Regions from separate parts of the Homo sapiens genome. Here region 1 is linked to region 2. The links are chromatin loops, found by intact Hi-C in ENCODE. Cell type or tissue: Panc1. All regions are shown on one strand. Links, peaks and the distances in the headings refer to the core of each region. The heading gives the core; the rest is flanking DNA. Region 1 overlaps LOC124901368 (a long non-coding RNA gene). Region 2 overlaps SNX3 (sorting nexin 3).

What was found. Hi-C counts contacts between places; a loop is a spot of excess contacts. Peaks named below come from ENCODE experiments on the same cell type or tissue, not always from the same donor. Only the 100,000 strongest peaks of a DNase experiment are listed, where the experiment ranks them.
Region 1: a loop joins it to region 2, with 2.2 times the contacts of the local background. A loop is called at or near these places in 2 of 110 quality-filtered maps.

What each region holds. Positions count from the first base shown.
Region 1 is chr6:108,111,332-108,121,463 of GRCh38, reverse strand. LOC124901368 (a long non-coding RNA gene) reads left to right here. Exons shown (of 2, transcript XR_007059696.1): 2 at 133-1,344. Among named protein-coding and RNA genes, the nearest start is that of OSTM1-AS1, 7.2 kb to the left of the region's middle. RefSeq lists an enhancer at 3,140-3,727 and a silencer at 3,532-3,821. In Panc1, for the core only: CTCF peaks have their summits at 5,536, 7,589 and 7,788 (motif pointing left); DNase peaks (open chromatin) are centred at 5,528 and 7,831; H3K4me3 peaks cover 3,012 bases; H3K27ac peaks cover 234 bases; H3K27me3 peaks cover 1,613 bases.
Region 2 is chr6:108,228,927-108,239,058 of GRCh38, reverse strand. All of the region lies in intron 1 of SNX3 (sorting nexin 3), which reads left to right. Among named protein-coding and RNA genes, the nearest start is that of SNX3, 27 kb to the left of the region's middle. RefSeq lists a silencer at 8,897-9,097. In Panc1, for the core only: no CTCF peak of the experiment used is centred there; no DNase peak of the experiment used is centred there.

The DNA of each region.
Region 1 (10,132 bases), core at 1,119-9,118, 120 kb after region 2:
CTGGCAGGTGAGAGAGCTGAATTCCAGTTGCAGCTCAGTGCCTGGCTTGGTGATCTTGGTCCAGTCACTTCTCTGGGCCCCAGGATTTGTGAGGATGATGGAGCAGATTATCTCTAACCCTTTCCTTTCCAGGTGAATCGTGCTCCTTAACAGTCAGGTGATGACAGAGTTGCAGGAACCAGGATGGATGCCAGGTGCTGGAAAAGAGGAGGAAATCTCAGGAGGCTAGAGACAGCCCAGGCCTCTGCAGCACCCGGGGCTGCGGAAAGAACTGGGGGCTGGAGGGAGAGACAGAAGGTGAAGTTCCTTCCAGGGGAGGAATGGGTGGGGGTATCCACAGCCTGTGACTCATCAGTGTCCCACCAGGACCAGGTCAAACCCCAGCAGAATTCTCCAAGACAACCCGACTTTCTCTCATTCCTGCCCTGATCTCAAGTCCTCTTGCGGGGGGGTCAGGCCTGCCATCAGAGGAGAAGGCTGCTGTGGCCAGTAAAACTGAGGGCCAGGCTGGACGTTTTCAAAGAGTAAGCGGGGAGGGCAAAGAGCTGAAGGGGCTCTCAGGACTGTCCAAGTAACAGACCAAGCCCCTCACATAGGTTTTTTTCTCTAGTGACCCCATTCTGCCCCATGGATGTCACTTGTTTTTTTCTTTTTCTTTTTTTTTTTTTTTTTTTTAGCTTTTGGGAAGGAGGAGCAAGGCGAGGGAGGTGGGAAGAGACTTTTTTTTTTTTTTTCACATGAGCCCTCAGAATTACAGTTCACAAACTATTCAGTAAACTGACCGGCCTCAACCTCCCCTTCAACGGCCTAATCTAAGGGGTGGATCTATGTGTTTTGTTGCTTGTCAGAAACAATCGCTGCGCGGCCCATTACATTTACAGCACGTCGCCCTTTAATTGGTGTAACACGCTGAGGCCTGAAAGGAGGAGAGGCCCACAAAGGCGCCCGTGAATGAGCCTTGACTCACACAAAAACACTCTGCAGAAGTTCAGAGCTGGCCACTAACAAGGAGGTAGGGAGTTAGTTTGAAAAGAGGGTGAAGTTCAGAAATGTGTCACCTTGAGGAGCCTCCCATCAAAGCAATGGTCGCATTGACAAGCTGCAAAGAAAAAAAGTTAAACCTTCAGGGCTGCGGACTTGCCTGCTGGATTTATTCTTAAACTTGAGGAGGGGGGAAGGAGAGGGAGAGTCTTTCTTTTTCTTCTCCTCTTCTCCACCCTTGTCTCTCTGCGCCCCCCCCCACCCCTATTTACTTCAGAGAGCCTTAAAGAAGTCCCAGCAAAGAAACATACCTCCCACCCCCCTGCTAAGATACACTTTTAAAAATAAACGTATAAAAAGTCAGGCTGAATGCCGCTGCCTGAGGCTGCTGCTGCTGATTTCGGCCTCTGTGGGAACAGCGATTTTTCCCTGCCCTCTAGTGTGTCCCCTGCCCATCTTCTGAGGCAACTCCTCTGGGCGGGGGGCGTTGCGGCCTAGGCCGGGGCGCCGTGCGGGCCTGGAGAACGTGTCCCCAGAGGCCGCCAGGGCCAGGGCGTGCGCGCAGGGTCCGTGTGGCAGAGGGGACCAGGTCGCGCGCCATTCAGAAGCATTTGGGAGAAGGGATCCGCCCCCGCGCCAGTCCAGCTCAGTGGGGTCTTGCGTGTGAGGGTCCTGCCCCATCCCAGGAAGGACTCAGTTTTCCCTCCTCCTGCCTGTAACACCAGGAAGACCCGACACCGGCCCACGCTTCGATTCCAATTGCGAAGTGAGACGTCTTTAAAAGAAGACACCACCGTGCCCGGGGTAGAGGTGGGGGACCGAGTCGCACCTCCCATTCCCCGGACTTCCACGGTGATGGACTCAACCCCTATAGCACACCTTCCTCGCTCCAGATGCCCGGAATCTCCCCAGTGCTGGTGGTGCTGCGGTAGACCTCCCTCGGTCCCCTTCCTGCACCCTGCCCCACGCCTTCCTCGGTGGGGGGCGCCCTGCCACGCCTGCGCTGGGGTGGGCACCTCCGCGTCTCCTGCCCGATGCGCGCCCGGGCGCCCCGAGCCGCCCTCCTCCGCTCGCCCCCTCCCCGCCTTTGTCCCGCTATCGGACCCCCGCCCCTCGCGCTGCTCCTGTGAACCGGCTGCCCGGTGCGAAGGCGGGGGCACTTTTCAATGCAGCGCCGCAGCTCCCTCCAGATTTGTAATCCGCCAAAAAGCCGCTGATTGCCGCAATCGTTACTTTTCATTAAAAAAACTTAGAAGCAATTTGGGAGAACCCTTCTCAATGAATACATTTACCCCCGAACGGTCTTTATTCTCCGCCTCCACTTGATGAGTTTCTCTGGCACGAATCGGTTCTTACAGGCACAGAATGGGCAATCCCTTGATCCCCGTCAATTGTCATCCCGAGTCGGGGCCACTTTGACCGCCAATAGTGGGGAAGTCAGAGCTAATCCTCAGAAGGAATCACGGGAAAAGAAAAGCAACAATAACCAAGTCAAGCGTAAAAAATGAAAGAGAAATCTCTATTATCACTCACTACATTTCCCAGCTATGTACTGAAAAAATCAGCTCGCTTGTCATTCGAGTCAGACACCCGCACAAGAATATGAGGTCGTGGTGGGTTGGTAGACTCACACGACGTAAGGGACGATATTTGAGAGCGAAAGGCCTCTCTTCTGCCTCTGCCAAATCCCCCTCACATCCGCCATAACCATTAAATACAGACTGACTTTATTCTGTATGGGGAGGCCAGGGGTGGGTGGTGAGGGAGCCCCCAGCTGTGCCTGGATACAAAAAAAAAAAAAAAAAAAATCCCTGGAGAGAGGGGTGGGGGCGGGGTGTGGATGCGAAAGAAACGCGCCCCTAGCCGGTACCTCCCGCTCCGGGCCCCGCAGGCGGCTGGGCCTCGTCAGCCCGGGTTCAGCCGCCGCGCCGGCCGCCCCCTGCGCCCCCTGCGCCCCCTGCCCACGGCCCCCGCAGCCCGGCGGGCGCACGGCCTCGGCGGCTGGGTCCTCGCGCGGGCGCAGGTGTGCAGGGCAAGCGCGGACGGGCTCCGTGGGCCGCCGGCGAGGCAGGCGCAGCGGCTTGCCGGGCCGCGGAAGCCCGCGCGGTGAGACCCATGAGTGTGCACGCGTGGCTCCTTTCCACGCCGACACCTGCGATTATGGACGGGGGCCTCGATTCCTTTCTGCTACAGCCAAGTGAGGGCCAAAGTTATTTCTAAGAAGGCCGGGCAGAGCAGGTCGCTGGGCGGATTCCCGGCGCGGCCGCAGCATCTCCGGGAGGGGTCGCCTCAGAAGCCGCGCGCCCCTCTCTCCCTCCCTCCCTGTCTCATTCTCTCCCTCGCTCTCTCCCTCTCTCCCGGAGAGGAACTTCGAGGGCGGGAACTGCTCCGGCGCTCATGGACTCGGGGGCGGCAGCCCGAGCCTCTCCTTGCACCGTGTCTGGGAGGGCCTGAAGCCCAAACTCCTCGGGCTGAGAAGGGTCCGGGGCCGCAAGGTGCACGCGCGGTCCTTGCTGTCAGCGGCCTTTCCGCGCTCTCGCGCTCTGCAGGCCAACTTGTGCTTCTGGGGTACTTTCATTTTCCAGGGGATGGGTGGAGAGAGCCTCCACCGGCCGGCCTCGGGGCGGTGGGGCAGGGCCGCGGGAGGCGCGGAGGCGGTTCCTTCTTCCCCTTGTCCGACCTCACCCGGCCCAGGAGACGCCGCTGCCCCGCGCGGCCGGGCTCCCGCCTCGCGCCTCAGCCTCTCGAGGCACCGGGCTGGGTGGGGCAGTGCCCAGCTCCCGCCTCACCCCCAGGCACCCTCACTCCGGAAGCCCTCCGTGCCTCTCCCTTTGGGGAAACCTCTCTGGCCTGTCACCTCCCCTCTTCGCACCACACGCACATCACACACCGCTCACACATCACATGTGTACTATTACACACACTACATACCATTTAGACCAACGTTCACACGTTTGTGCCTATACCAAGAAAAAACACATTTACACAGCAACAAGCTTATGTAGAGTCACATTTACACGACAGCTGGACTCACCTGCACACGCATACACAAACACACACACACACACACATACTCCTGCGCACCCAGGCACACCCCTGCGCGTGCTTTTTGTACCAGCTTGCGCCCTTGGGTGCCCGCGGACTGGCTCCGTCCCGAATGGCAGGTCAGGAGTGGGGAGGACTAGAGGGAGACAGCCTGGTGGGGGTCGAGGACTTTGGCCGTGGGACCTGGGCCTCCTTGGGGATTCTTGTCTGTGCAGATGTCCCCGAGTTTCCCTTGGGGCCTGAATGCACTCGCGCCCTTCACCCCGCGGACGCTGCACCGGAGTTGGGACCTCCCCAGGGATCCTCACCCACTAGACCAGAGCCCGCTGCAAGGACTGGGCGGCGGGTTCCACTCACCCGGCCACCAGACACTCGCCCACGTGCCCCTAAGGGGGTGGGTGAGACGCCTTCGCGTGGCCGCGGGAGTGGAGGTAGGATAGATAGGGAAGAAAAGGGGATCCGACCCGAGTAACCCCCGTCCCCGCCCCAGTTGGGCTGCCCGGGCCAGGGAGGACGTCGTAGAGGGCGGGAGTGATTGTCGCCTTCTACAAAGCCAGTGAGAGCTTTTAGTGCTCCCCAGATTTACATTAATGCGAATCTCCGCTTGGTCCGCAGTCTGGAAACGGTGCTTGCCGAGAGGCCGACACTCTGCAATCCTAATTAGTGATTTTTGTCCCCTTGTTACTGGGCTCAGCATCTCATGCAAATGAACTCTTCATTTCAGCCACATTACCCCAGCTCCAGAATTAACTGACTCTTATCTTTAATGATATGCTGCTGAAGTTCTCCGAGCCCGGCTAGCTTTTTATCTTGATTACTCTAATCAATAAGAAATGATAGAGTAGAATTATAAACTCTATTGGCTTTTAAATGTTGCCGACAAGCCCTCTAGATGCCATTCCTGTTCATTGTTATTTATTAAAATGATCCTCAGCCTAACAGCGGATGCAAATAGGCGAACAAGAAGAATTAGCCTTGGGACTCCTCCCAGCCAGCCCCTGACTCCATTGCCCCCCAATCCCAAGGGAAGACTCCTTACTGTTGGGGCTTGAAAAGGTGGAAAATAAAGATATTTAAAAGTGTTTAAAAGAAATTTGCTCTTGTAAAGGGGCCAGAGAAATAGAAAGACAATTTTTAAAACACCAGGCCCCCACCCCATCCAGGTAGTCTTAAAGGTGGAAGCCTCGAAAAAGGCACTTTGAGACACAGAGCCTCATGTTCTGGGAATAACTCTCTCTCTCTTTCTCTGTCTCTTTCTCTCTCTCTCTCTCTCTCTCTCTCACACACACACACACACACACACACACACACACACACACCCCTTCCACCCCACCCCTTTCTGCATACCAGTATCTATAGGCTTTCGTGTGTGTATGTGTAATTTCAGACCGACCTTGGGAAATGCAATTTCCCTCACATAGTTCTCTTGGGTGAAAAATGGTGCTTGAGTCCCTTCGAGTGTGCAGAAGCAGCCCTCGTTGACCAAAGCGTCAGGGCGCCTCCAGTGGACAGTTTTGGGTTCCTCGACGTCCAGCACCAGGTGGACTGAGACCTAGAACCTATCTTCTGGCCTCAGGCAGTCCCGTCACCGACACCCGGCCAAGGTCCCGGGACCCCACAACCCTCCCGGGTCACACCTTTCTCGCAGGCCCAATTTGAGAGGCATTGTGTTTCCCAAGAAGTCAAAATAGAGGGTGTGGGACATTTCTTCTTTCCTTTGCTCATAGAGAGTGAAAGGTGTTTTGTCGTGAGGTATGTCGGAAAAGGCTATGAAACATCCCTCCTCACCCTCGATCAGTGCATTACCCGGCCTTCGCCCCCACCTCGGCTCTGAGTTTCGTCTCGGGTAGAGTGGGAACTTTCAGGTCGCCCCGTGAGGGCCAGGGGCTGCTGAGAACACCTGGCCGTCATCTCTCATTAGAATCATGTACGAATTTCACTAGCTTTCGTTTAGATCCAATGCAAACCTATTAAGAGCCTACTCTGCATTAGGCACTTTGTCTGGGGCGCAGCCCAGGCTCTGAGGCTTAGGGGACCTTTTCCCTGGCTTGCTTGAGCCTCCGCCCCCTCGGAGCTTTGAATGGGTCCTCAAAATCCCCGGCATCCAAAGCCCTGAAAGCGCGCAACCCGGAGGCGAGCACACACAAACACACACGCGCCACAACTCGGCCTGCCCCTGTCCTGCAACCCTGCGGGCGCACGACTGTCTGTCTAGATCCTTTTACGCACAGCCCTACTCGCCCACCGCTAGGCGACCCGTCCTCAAGCAGCCGCGCCGTCCCTCTAGCCCTCGTAGCTGCGATTTCCGTTCTTTTCTCCCCTTATCCCTCAGCACAGCCCAGTGAGCAACTTGGCCCTCTGGCCTCGCCAGACGGGGAAGCTAAGAGCTAGGGTTCCCCAAGGCTCCTAGCTGCTGAGCGGGTACCGGCAACCAGCAACCCGCCGACGCAAAGGCGAGAGGCTGCGTGCGCGCTGGGAGCGGAAGGGGCTGGAACGCAGACTCAAGTCCTTGCCAAGGCCGCGGTCGATCCGTGGAAAGAGAAGTTGGAAATCGCAGGCAGGCTAAGCCTTTTTTTTTTTTTTAATGACACGTGGGGGGAAGGGCTGAATGTATGAAAATCATGTAAAATTTCTGTTCTTAGCAACATCCTTGTTATTAGGAATGATGACTAAACCGCCAGGATTATTCTGGACTGTAAGTTATCAAGAGCCCACTAATTTCACATTAAAGCCCATTGACTGCAACGGCGTGATTGAAGGGTTTTTAACAATTAACATAATCAGAAAATGAGCTGAGATAATTTTTATTCAACTCATTACTTTTTAATCATGTATTTCTTTTAATTAATATCTTCTCCGTGAACATAACACAAAGCGGAGCCCCAGTGCTGGCCCAAGCCAGCCTGCGGGACTGAATTTGACACAGCCAAACATTTCACCAGCAGCATTCATTGCATCTCTATTGTGGTGTGGGCGAAATAGAAAAATCTTGTCCAAAAGTCACCATGTTGTTTTGAAACACAATTTTAAAAACAGGGGAGGGCGTTGGGAGCGCACAAGCCATACGCTTTCAATTCGACTTGACTTTCATATTTGGGCGCCTCTCTTGGTTTGCAGCCAGAGGGACATAAATGGGAAGAAACAGAAGAAGAGGAAGAAAAGGCTTTTGGAGATGAATGTCCCATCCTGGCTTCGCAGGCGAGTGGGCTTTGGTTGTTTGCGCCTAGTACACTGGCTGGCTGGTGGGACAGCTGGAGGCACAGACCTCGGCCTTTGAGTCTTGGCCCCGCGGACAAACCTGGCCTAGACCGTCAGGGCTGAGACGCTCAGGCCCGTCCACCACCACCACCACGCCACCTCCTGGGCTCTGACCCAAGCAGGCGAAGTCCCTCGGCTCCCCAAGCCCGCCTGGAAGTGGGCGGTGATTGCGGGACCCTCTTTGGGCAGGATTCTGGATTACCGCTGCCGTGCGCACTACCTAGGCATTTGCATTGCAGCCTGGATGCCGTGACCTTGCCTGTCCCCCAGCACTTCCTAGTATTCCCAACCCGGGAGACTTGCTCCTATTCAAATGCCTCACATGTGGTGGAGAACGAGCATTTATCTGTGGCACAGGGGGTTCCAGCCTCCCCCATGGAGTGTCCAGTCTCCACTCGGGCGACTCCGACCCCGAGGCGCATCTCGCCCTTGGGCTGACCACGGCATCTCCCACACCTCCCAAAAAAGGCTGTTTCTGGACTAAGATCTCTGGCAGTAGGGGAGCCGCATCAGTCTCGGAAAAAAGAAACAAAGCCGACCCCTGGTGGAAGAAAACGAAAGTTTAAGAATATAAGGTTTGAGGGAATCGCATGCTTAAACTTCTGTACAAGAAAGAGTGGGGAAGAAAGAGGGAGTAGAGGGGAAGGAAAGGATAAATAACGAAAAGGAAAATTGGAAGACAGAGAACAGGAGAGGCTATATAGCAGATGGAATTCAGGTGGAGAAAGCTGGGAGGAATGAGGCTCAGAGAGACTGACCTTTTATGCCTTGATCAAGCTTGTTTCCTTAATCCTTGTGGCCTGGCCAGTGTCAGGGGTCAGGCAAGGACACCTAATTTTCAATTTCTCTCCAGTGTAAGTCTGGAAGTTCTGTGATTACAGAGGGCAGATCGAGGTTTCTGTTGGACATTGCAACTACTGTCTGCCTGCCCTAGAGAGCATCCAGAATCTTTCTTCTCTTTTTTCCAAACAAACCTCTACCTCCCATCTTGACCTCTCAGTCTTCTACAGGTGATGGCAACTAAGACAAAACTCCAATCTATAATGGCTAGAATACAAGCCCCAATCCTCTCTGGTATTTATCTGTTATTCAATTTTAGCAGGGAACATCTGGGGCACAGGTTGGAGCCCAAGGGATAGAGGAATTTCAGACACTAGAGCAAAACAGTGAAGGAAGGGCTGGGTGCAGTGGCTTATACCTGTAATCCCAACACTCTGGGAAGCCAAGGCGGGTGGGTCACCTGAGGTCAAGAGTTTGAGACCAACCTGGCCAACATGGTGAAACCCTGTCTCTGCTAAAAATACAAAAAAGAAAAAAAAAGTTAGCTAAATTAGCTGGGCGTGGTGGCAAGCACCTGTAGTCCCAGCTACTTGGGAGGCTGAGGCGGGAGAATCTCTTGAACCCAGGAAGTGGAGGCTGCAGTGAGCTGAGATGCACCACGGCATTCCAACCTGGGTGACAGAGTGACACTCCATCTCAAAAAAACAAAACAAAACAAAAACAAGGAAGAACCACTGTCCTGAAGCCTCTGCTGATGTCCAGAGCCAAGCAGTTAAAAAGAAAAAAGGAAAGAAAAAGTGACATCAGAGATAAGATCTCACTGGTGAGCGTATCACTGTCTACCTGGAGTGAGCACTTTGGGTTAATCAAGGAAGAGCAAAGGTGGCATTAGTGTGGCTGAGCTCCTTCTAAAGCCTCTCTTGAATCCACAATCACTATGTGCCTCCGTGTTTGCTCCCTCATCTTTCTACCTTCTCTCCCATACTCTCCTATGTGTACTGATATTCCACAGGGACTTCTTTCAAACCTCCTATTTCTTCTGCATCCATGTCAAGCCACAAGCATTTTCTTTTCTTGGAAACCACCCTAATCCATTCATTTATTGGAGGCTTACCCATCTTTAAGGTAAAGCTCAAATGCCACTCTTCCAAAAACGACTTCCTTGTCATTTCTTCCACCTTTAAACTCTCCTCATATCATAACTAACTTTTCCTTCAATTTTCTTCTTATATCATAACTACCTCATAAGGCAGTTAATTGTATACATCTTTTATTTTTTCTACTAGTTTGTAAGTACCTGCAGCTAGTATAGGCCATGGCACTGAATCTAGGACTTTGCCCTTGCCCTGCATCAGTTCTCAGCAAATGTTTGTTGAATTGTTGACCATTTTCTTTTTATTTATTTATTTTTGAGACAGAGTGTCACTCTGTTGCCCAGGCTGGGGGGCAGTGGCACGATCTCGGCTCACTGCAACCTCTGCCTCCCGGGTTCAAACGATTCTCCTGCCTCAGCCTCCAGAGTAGCTGGAACTACAGGCATGCACCACCACACCCTGCTAATTTTAGTATTTTTAAGTAGAGATGGGGTTTCACCATGTTAACCAGGCTGGTCTCAAACTCCTGGCCTCAAGTGTTCCACCTGCGTCAGCCTCCCAAAGTGCTGGGATTACAGGTGTGGGCCACCGTGCCCGGCCTTGTTGACTATTTTCTAAGATTCAGAGTTTGAGTTTATAACCTAGGCTAGAAGCAGGGAGGTTTTGGGCTGGTTTTTCTGTAATCTCTGGTGTGAACCACAGCCACTCCTTGGCAACTGAGAACAGCCCTTGCTGATGGGTGTGATTCAAGGATGCTGTTGGAGGTTGTGTCTGAGTATTATAGGAAGGACAACTGTATGCTGTGCTTGTGTCTCTCTCATGTAAGTGCAAAACATGAGTGGGGCTGGAAAGAGGGCAAGACATGCAGAGTACATGACTTAGGCTTGAGATGAGAAATACCAGGTCAACAAAGAGAACACTGGCAAATGAATCAGAGCCAGAGGCAGAGCTATGGCGACCCGACTTTGGCCCAG
Region 2 (10,132 bases), core at 727-8,726:
TGTGGGGGCACATGCATGTAATTCCAGCTACTCGGGAGGCTGACATAGGAAAATCGCTTGAACCTAGGAGGTGGAGGTTTGAGTGAACCGAGATTGCACATGGCACTCCAGCCTGGGTGACCATGTGAGACTCTGTCTCCAAAAAAAAAAAAAGAAAGAAAAGGTGTCACAAGTTTGTGGTTAGCTCCTATCATTGGTACAAAGCAAATATTGAATTATACTTACATATGTTTGTTTGCATTTTCCCCCCACCCCATGCAACATGTCAAGAACTTCCACTACAAAAGTGATATACCAATTATTTGAACTTTGTGTGTTTCTGTAAGATACAGCCTTAGTGAATAAAACCTGGAATTTCTTAGGTGAGCGGAAAAATAAGAGGCTTTAAACTCTTCATCCACAAATACAAGCATGAAAACTTGGACACTTTTTAAAAAAATTTTCTTTTTTATGGCGGTTGAGGTGGAGGTTTCACTGTGTTGCCTAGGCTGCCCTCAAATTCCTGGGCTCAAAGGATCCGCCTACCTCAGGCTCCCTAGTAGCTGGGACTACAGGCACATGCCACCGCACCTGGCTCTCATGAACACTTTTGATATGTAGTGGTGTAAGTGGCTGTAAAAAGTATACTTAGAAAATTTTTGTTAGCTTTAAAGCCTCTGAGCCTAAAACATTGTATATACATGTTTTTATCACAATGTACTCCAAAGATTATGTACTCTCTTACAGAAACCTCCCCAGTGGTATTCCATCTCTTTAATTCTCTTTCCTGACCTATGTTTGTCTGTTCTGTGACACCTACTCTGCTTGGGTATCCTCTTATAATTCTTAACTGTGTCATAAAATCAGCTAATGCAGGGACAATGTTCATGTACTTAGTTCATGGTAGATTCTTTTTGGAGGAGAGGGGTATCCATTATAGTTGATTCTTTTTTTGTTTGTTTTTTTTTTTTTTTTTTTGAGACAGGATCTCACTTTGTTGCCCAGGCTGGAGTGCAGTGGTGCCATCTCAGCTTACTTCATCTTCATCCTTGACCTCCTGGGCTCAGGTGATCTCCCACTTCAGCCTCCCGAGTAGCTGAGACTACAGGCGCGTGCCACCATGCCGGGCTAATTTTGTATTTTTAGTGAAGATAGGGTTTTGCTATGTTGCCAAGGCTGGTCTCAAACTCCTGAGTTCAAGTGATCAGCCCACCTCAGCCTTCCAAGGTGCTGGGATTACAGACACAAGCCACTACACCCAGCCCATCATGGTAGATTCTTTTTTTTTTTGAAATAGAGTCTCACTCTTGTCCCTCAGGCTGGAGTGCAGTGCCACGATCTCAGCTCACTGCAATCTCCGCCTCCCTGGTTCACGTGATTCTCCTGCCTCAGCCTCCTGAGTAGCTGGATTACAGGCGCTCACCACCATGCCTGGCTAATTTTTGTATTTTTAGTAGAGGTGGGGCTTCACCATGTTAGCCAGGCTGGTCTCGAGCTCTTGACTTTAGGTGATCGATCCGCCTGCCTCGGCCTCCCAAAGTGCTGAGATTACAGGCGTGAGCCACCGCACCTGGCCTCATGGTAGATTCTTAATGCCTTTTATGTTGTACACTTATTAGCATTCTAAGTAACATCATTTTAATGGCTAATGAGCTGCCATAATCAATATTTATAGATATCATGGTTTAAAATCTTACCATGCTTCCAAGTAAGATTTGAGGGCTAGAGATAAAGGATCTGGAATGATATCCTTTTCTTACAAACTCTGCAACTCAGAGTAGAGGGGAAGGTATTGGAAGGTGGAGAGAAAGGTGGCCAAAGTACTTAGAAATCAATTTTAAATTATGAGGAAAAGAACCAGAATATTCTGCTCTCCAGCTCTACCTCAACCACTTATTATACCTAACAGTTAAAGAAGATATAGTAGCCAGAAAATATTTTAAATTGTGCTAAGCTGATTATGTATTGAAACTTTTGATGGCAAGTTGCAGCTTCTCTTAGCCGTGGTTTATTTAGGGGATTCTTAGACAAAGAGTTACTTTCCATTTCTAATAAAAAGATTTTTATGTTAAGTGATTTGAGTACTGTCAGACTGTTAGAACAATAAACATTCTTTGTGGAGCTTTATGAAAGGAGTAAAGTATTGTAATGGCACTACTGTCAATCTGCAAATTTAAAGCATATGCGTGTGTATAGTGTTTAATGTCATGATGTCTAGTTGCTGTTATAGCTAATCACTCTGACTGGAAGAGTTTATTAATATATGTATCACTCATGTGTTAGAGAATTTAGACTTATTAAACATTCATTTTCATGTTTTTTATAGTTTTCCAAGTAATACTTCAAGCTTTGAAGAAACAGCTTAGTTTTGTTCTTTTATAATATAGGTGGAAGCCGGGCACGGTGGCTCACGCCTGTAATCCCAGCACTTTGGGAGGCCGAGGCGGGCGGATCACGAGGTCAGGAGATCGAGACCATCCCGGCTAAAAAAAAACGGTGAAACCCCGTCTCTACTAAAAATACAAAAAATTAGCCGGGCGTAGTGGCGGGCGCCTGTAGTCCCAGCTACTCGGGAGGCTGAGGCAGGAGAATGGCGTGAACCCAGGAGGCGGAGCTTGCAGTGAGCCGAGATCCCGCCACTGCACTCCAGCCTGGGCGACAGAGCGAGACTCCGTCTCAAAAAAAAAAAAAAAAAAAAAAATAATAATAATAATATAGGTGGAAACTGTTTTATATATATATATATAAAGAGAGGTAGAGAGAGAGACAGGGTCTTGCTTGTTGGCCAGGTTGGTATTGAACTCCTGGCTTCAAGCAATCATCCTGCTTCAGCCTCCCAAAGTCCTGGGATTACAGGCACGAACCATCGTGCCCGGCCAAAACTGTTTCATATGACTATTCTTAGAGGTTTATTAAGTTATTTATTGTAGAGAGCAACTCAGTCTTCAATTACAGTTTTTATTTAGAATCTTACCTTTCTTTAGCATAGAAAAACTTTAGCTGATTTTATCAGATTTCTAAATTATGAAGGAATACTTTCCTTGCTGAATAATTGAGAATTAATTGACTTTTCTGTATTATTGAGGAACTTCAACTACTCAGAATATAATCAGAAGCTAATTAAGGAAGTAGAAAAGAACTAAACAGCGAAGAGTTGAATAAATAACAAGTCTATATACTTTTTCTTTTTTTGAGGTAGAGTCTCACTCTGTCGCCGAGGCTGGAGTGCAGTGCGTGGTATCAGCTCACTGCAACCTCCGCTTTCATGTGATTCTTGTGCCTCAGCCTCCCAAGTAGCTGGGACTACAGGCATGCACCACCATGCCCGGCTAATTTTTGTATTTTTAGTAGAGACGAGGTTTTACCATATTGGGCAGGCTAGTCGTGATCTCCTGACCTCAAGTGATTCACCCACCTCGGCATCCCAACATGCTGGGATTACAGGTGTGAGCCACCGTGCCTGGCCCAAGTCTATGTACTTTTGAGTTACCAAGTTTTTAGAGATGAAATACTGTCTTCTCATGATCTGCATCTTGTTTAGCATAACTCTACCAAAGTCAGGTTATTGCTTCAGTTGATTATTGCTATGTAAAAACCCTAAAAGTTGGTGACCGAAAACAGTTACAATTAAACATTCACTTCATTACAGTTCTACAGTTTGGTCAGGTCTTGAAGTCATGGCTTGTCTCTGTTCCACTTGATATCTGTGGGGCCACTTGACTGGGACTGGAGGATTTATTTTTGAGATAACTCGGTCATATGGCTGGCTGCCAGCTGGGATATCAGATGGAGATGTAGATCAGGTCCTCAGTTCTCCTTCATGGGGAGAGTTAGACTTCTCACAGAATAACGGTGACAGGATCGCAAGAGAGAATGTCTTTATGAACAAATGTTCCAAGAGGACAGGCCCCAATTCACAAATGTTTGATCAAAGGCAGTCACATGGCCAAGCCAATGTGAGAGAGGATACAAAAAGATATTTAAATATTGAGTGTCATGGTTTGTTGTAGGCTACCAAAGTAGCTACTACTACTGCAGTGTTCCTTCTCATTCTATAGCAAAGTAGCCTTTCTGGAGGACAACTCGAAGACTTAACATTTATAGTCTTTGGCCTAGTAATTTCACCTTTAGGGTTTATTCTAAGGAAAATATTTAAACTCCCTGGATCTGTATCAAGGCTTCATTTAGTTTTCATCCATTGCATTTTGCCTAGAGTTAGATAGCTGGTTAATGCAGGAATCCAGATTAAAGCCAGATTTTCTAGTTCCAGAACTGTGTGCTTCATCATTGTACTATACAGCCTCTCACCCAGGGATGTCTGTATATAATCATGTTAATGATATGAGAAACTGATAATATATTTAATAAAAATAAGATTTGTATATATAAAAATCTAAAAGGCTATATACTGAAATGGAGTATCTACAAGTCAATATGTATGTTTTTTAATTGTAAGGATATCTTTTATAAGTCTACCATGCAAACTCAATATATTCACATGTATATGTTTTGTTTTGTTTTGTTTTTTTGAGACAGAGCCTCACTCTGTTGCCCAGGCTAGAGTGCAGTGGTGCAATTTTGGCTCACCGCAACCTCCGCCTCTTGGGTTCAAGCGATTCTCCTGCCTCAGCCTCCGAGTAGCTGGAACTACAGGCACATGCCTCCACGCCTGGCTAATTTTTATGCTTTTGGTAGAAACGGGTTTTGCCATATTGGCCAGGCTGGTCTTGAACTCCTGACCTCAGGTGATCCACCCGCCTCGGCCTCCCAAAGTGCTGGGATTACAGGCGTGAGCCACTGCACCCAGCTGTCACATGTATATGTTATATATATATATATATGTTTTTTATATATTTTAATTTTGCCTTGATTACTCAAATACTGGTCTCCACCCTTTCATTCAAACATCAAAGAGCTGTGTGATAAATTGCGGCTGTAAATGCTACATGTAATGAATCTTGGAAGAGTATTCCGCTCTCCCCTCCCCACCCCCTCTTTACACTGTAAATATAATGTAAATATAACCCTTGAGGAGGATGTCTTGAGATCCCTGTAGTCCATAGCTGCCTGATGCACCATATGTAGAAGCTTAGAAAATACGAGTACTTACTGAATAGAGCTTCTTAACCAATATTCTTTAACTGGCTTCCACATCACAGTTTTACTTATAATGACTTTACACTCCATTCTCACAGTATTATTCCAAATCACTACCCTTAAAGAGGTAAAATATTATCGCCCATATCTGTCCCAGCTAAGCTAAACCAGAATTACTTGGTGATTGTACAAATTCCCAAGTTCCTACCCTCTTTCACATTTATTAACTCTAGGGCAGCAGTTATTCGCTCTTTCAGCCAGGCTGGAGTGCACTGGAACAACCTTGGCTCACTGCAACCTCCGCCTCCCGGGCTCAAGCGATTCTCCCACCTCAGCCTCCCGAGTAGCTGGGATTACAGGCGTGTGCCACCATGCCCGGCTAATTTTTGTATTTTTAGTAGAGACAGGGTTTCACCGTGTTGGCCAGGCTGGTCTCGAACTCCTAGGGCAGCAGTTCTTGACCCTGGATGCACTTGAGAATCATTTGAAAATACTGATTTTCAGATTCCACCCTAGATCAGTTGCATGAGATTCTCTAGTTGGCGTCACTTGAGTGTGTTTCTTAGGATTGGACAAGTTGGGAAGACACCAGAAAATAGTTTTGCATTTTAAAGATTGTCCAAAAAAGGTGTTAGACTATTAATAGACAGTTTTATTTCAGCATAAGCCTGTAGGATTATGTAAATCTTCATGAATTGTTATGAATGAATTTTCCTTTAAAATAGAATTATTAATGCACAGTTTCATTAGAGATTACTCATTGAAAACCTTGTGTGAGCTCTCCAATGAGTCTTGTTGCTAATTCACAAATGAAGAATATGGACAATGTAGGAAAAGTATCTGGAATTCCTTGGTTTATGCATTTAAGCTAGTCTAGATAATTTATTCTCTACTGTTTTGGAAATTATACCATAAAGGATACTTCTTTTAAAATAAGGAGGAATTGTATCACTGGAAGGCATGTCCTTATTTTTTAAAGAAAGAAACTAAATACGTTGGCTTAGTGACAATCTACATTTCAAAGGTTCTCTGGACTAAAAGCTTATTCTTCATTTAAATGACTTCTTCTCAGCCTTATTAAGAGTTCATCTAGGTTATAAACCATATCTCCAGTTATTCATGCTGTTCCAGATTGGGTAAAACAGGTATCAAAAGTACTGAAGGGTGAAGCAATAGCTTAAGCACTTCTCAGTTTATCTTTTATCTCTAGATGTAGATATTTGGAGAAATGCAGCTGTTTAATGAGAACTGTAGTGGGGCATCCATTTACATCTCTTAGGATTGGTTGAATAGAGTATGGCCTATTGAATATACTTTTGATGTTGTTGCCAGTCTCTTTTCAAATGTACACGTGACACTATCTGAAGAAATACTAGAAACACCTAGTAAACATTTTTCTAATATCTATTGTTAAGCTATATTCAGGTGATCACATTTTGAGGCTTGGTTTTCTGCTTGGCTATCAGTGATAATCAGGTAACATATAGGGTATCTGTGAGCTGCTGACTTTAATAGGTCAGCCTGTGTAAGTGTATAAGACCTACCTTTTTGGAGACCAATAATGTGGTAGTTTCCTGTGCTTAGACTTGAAGGGAGCACTTGTTTTAGACCTCTATACCATGGTTTGAGAAATCTTTTCCTTAGTATGTAATATCCATTTGCATTCCTGATGATCTTACCCTGTGTGATTAGTAATACTTTTTGTGGAAAATGGCTGGTTTCTCTTTTATAAAAATAGTAGTTTAAGAGTATCCGGCATACACATATCTCTTTTAACATTTTATTGCTTTGCAGTTTTGTTCCTGGTATATTAGAACAAATAGACAACAACAAAATAACATTGAACAATTCAGGTTTTTAGTCTTGTTCTTTTCTAGTTCTTTGAATGTCCCAGGATCTTGTAATTATTTCATCACTTTTTCATAAGCCAAGCAAAATATATTCTCATCTTGCAAATGAAAAGCAAGATACCCAGCAGCTTGAGCATTACCCCGAATTTCTCCAGAAGAGTACAAATATCCAAGTAGACTATAAACCCTTGTTTAATTCTGTTTATTAAATCAACAAATTGAAAACATTCTGTACTTAATACATCGGTATATTCACACTGTATTTGGCAGGGAGTGGGGCTTTCCTTCAGTAAAGCAATCTCTCCTAATGGTTAAAGTTAGATAAATAACTTCACCTAAAAATGTGAATTCTCTAAGAAGCAGAGTTTATTTTGTGGTCTGATAGTTCTGTAAGTTCGAATTAGCTAGGCAAATTCTAAATGGCAATAAATTTTATTATGAAGGGCTGGTTCAGGAAAAAGGAATTAAAAGGTGGGGAAAAGATAACTATTGGAGGAATCTGACCTCTCCTTACCAAGTGACCCAGTAATGGGACAAACTGACATTATGTGCCTTCCGATGGAAAGCATCAACACTCCTGCCATTTAGGAACATTACTGCCAACAATGCAAAACAAAGCTGGTCATGAGGAAACAGACAAACCCAAATGTAGAATGTTGCTCTGAACTCTTTATTGTCAGTGTCTTGAATGACAACAAGACAGGGGGCGACTCTTCTAGATTAAAGGTGACTAAAGAAACAACCAGAGGGCTGAGTGCAGTGGCTCATGCCAGTAATCTCAGCACTTTGGGAGGTTGAGGCGGGTGGATCACGAGGTCAGGAGTTCAAGACCAGCCTGGCCAACATGGTGAAACCCCGTCTCTACTAAAGATACAAAAAATTAGCCGGGCGTGGTGGCGCGTGCCTGTAATCCCAGCTACTCGGAAGGCTGAGGCAGGAGGCGGAGGTTGCAGTGAGCCGACATCGCGCCATTGCACTCCAGCCTGAGTGACAAGGGAGACTGTGTCTCAAAAAAAAAAAAAACACCACCAGAGGTGGGAGGATCCCTCCAGCCCAAGTGCCTGTAGCGCGCTAGGATGTTGCCTCTGTGCTCCACCCTTGGCAACACAGGGAGACCCTCTTTTTTTGCCTGTCTTCTTTGATAATGTTGGTGATCTATTTTATAGTTTTCCAAAGAAATGTTACTAAGTAGTGGTAACAAATTAACTAGCATTTGGCAAATAACAATTAACAAAGGCATGTTTTGAGTGTGGAATAACATAGTTTTATGGACTCAGTGGATTCCAGGAAACCAACTTAACTTTTTTGAGATGCAGGTAATTACAGTTCTCTGCTCTTTTAATGTTAGTTTGGGCCCTGACATAAGCTTTAAGTGACTGTTAATATTGGGTTTCTAATATAGAACCCTTGAGAGCTATCCAGATTATTTGAGCCTCTGTCTTTGCTTCAGATTTATGATGAAACGTGATTTGCAGAACTTTTGAACTCCATGAACAAAATTGAAGTCTAAAGTAGTCCAGGGTTACTCAAACTCAGAATCTTCAGCATTTACTAGTATATACCTATACAAATAGATGAAGGCTGTGGCTTACTTTTTGGTTCTTGCCCTATGCTGTACTTTACTTTTGCTTGTCTCCCATCTTACCTGTCTGTGATCACTGTGCCCACATCGGCTGATCTATTGTTATTTCCCACAAATAACATATTTCTTGTATTTCCTACAAATATTATTTCATACAGATGGTTGTATTTAACACTTTTACCTGTTAAGAAATAAAATGAACAGTAGCTAGGAAGAAAATTGTGGCTTCCACTTTATACTCAGCCTGATACTAAGCAACTTCTCTTAAAATTAGGGGGAAAATATGAATATTAGAGTGAGAGAATACTAAATCTTGCTGTTTAAATTTCAAAAGTTTTAGTCATCTTAAAGTAAGTTAACAATATTTAAGCCTGATTTACATTTAATTTCAGAATTCAGCATTCTTTCTGGGTAAATCTAGAGCATTTAAAGTGGCATCCAAGATAAAACCTTTAAGGGATTTTTGCTGTAATTTGCCTCAGTAGTCTGACTCTTGTCCATACATTTCAAAGCAGATAAACCTAGGAATCAACTAGAGCCATCTGTTCTTAATTCTACACCTTAATGCTACATGCAGCTCATCTGTGGCTTCTACTTCTGTAGTAACTTCTCTGTTCTATTTTTTCTGTTCATAGCTATCATTTTTCTATTCAAACATATTTATTAACTCCTGATGCTCACAGGTAGTCACCTTAGCCCCATATTTAGAGTGCAATTTAAACTTTTCAGTTTTATTTCCCATCATTCCCTATGCTTTAGAATATTCAAGAATTATATACTAAATATACACTGTACTTGTTTCTTCTCTGCATTTAGCTCACACTATTTTCACCATTTTCAGCTGTCTTATAGTATGGCTAGCTCTGTGTTAAAAGAGTCCTGGCTGAGGCCATTGCACTCGCGCCATTTTACCCTAGCATGGGCGACAAGAGCGAAACTCTGTCTCAAAAACAAACAAAACGAAAAAGAGTCCTGACTGGCCGTACGCAGTGGCTCACACCTCATATTCCAGCACTTTGGGAGGCTGAGGTGGAAGGATCCCTTGAGCCCAGGAGTTCAAGACCAGCCTGAGCAACTTAGGGAGACCCTGTCTCTAAAGGAAGGAAGGGGAGGGAGGGAGGGGGAGAGGGAGGGGAAGCAGAGAGACTGAGGAAAGGAAAGAAAAGGAGGGGAAAGAATGAATGAATCCGGGCCAAATCAATTGTCAATTCTTCCGTGCTTTTCATATTATACAAATGGTATTATGCTATATAATATACTGTTCTGAAACTTTTTTTTTTTTTTTTTTTTTGAGGTGGAGTCTCGCTCTGTCGCCCAGGCTGGAGTGCAGTGGCATGATCTCACCTCACTGCAACCTCCGCCTCCCGGGTTCAAGCGATTATCCTGCCATAGCCTCCGGAGTAGCAGGAATTACAGGCTCGTGCCACCTCACCCGGCTAATGTTTGTATTTTTAGTAGAGATGGGGTTTCACTGTATTGGCCAGGCTGGTCTTGAACTCCTGACCTCAAGTGATCCACCCGCCTCAGCCTCCCAAAGTGCTGGGATTATAGGCATAAGCCACCGCACCCAGCCTGAAACTTTTTACATGTCATACATTCTAGACAGCTTTTCTGATTAACCTAT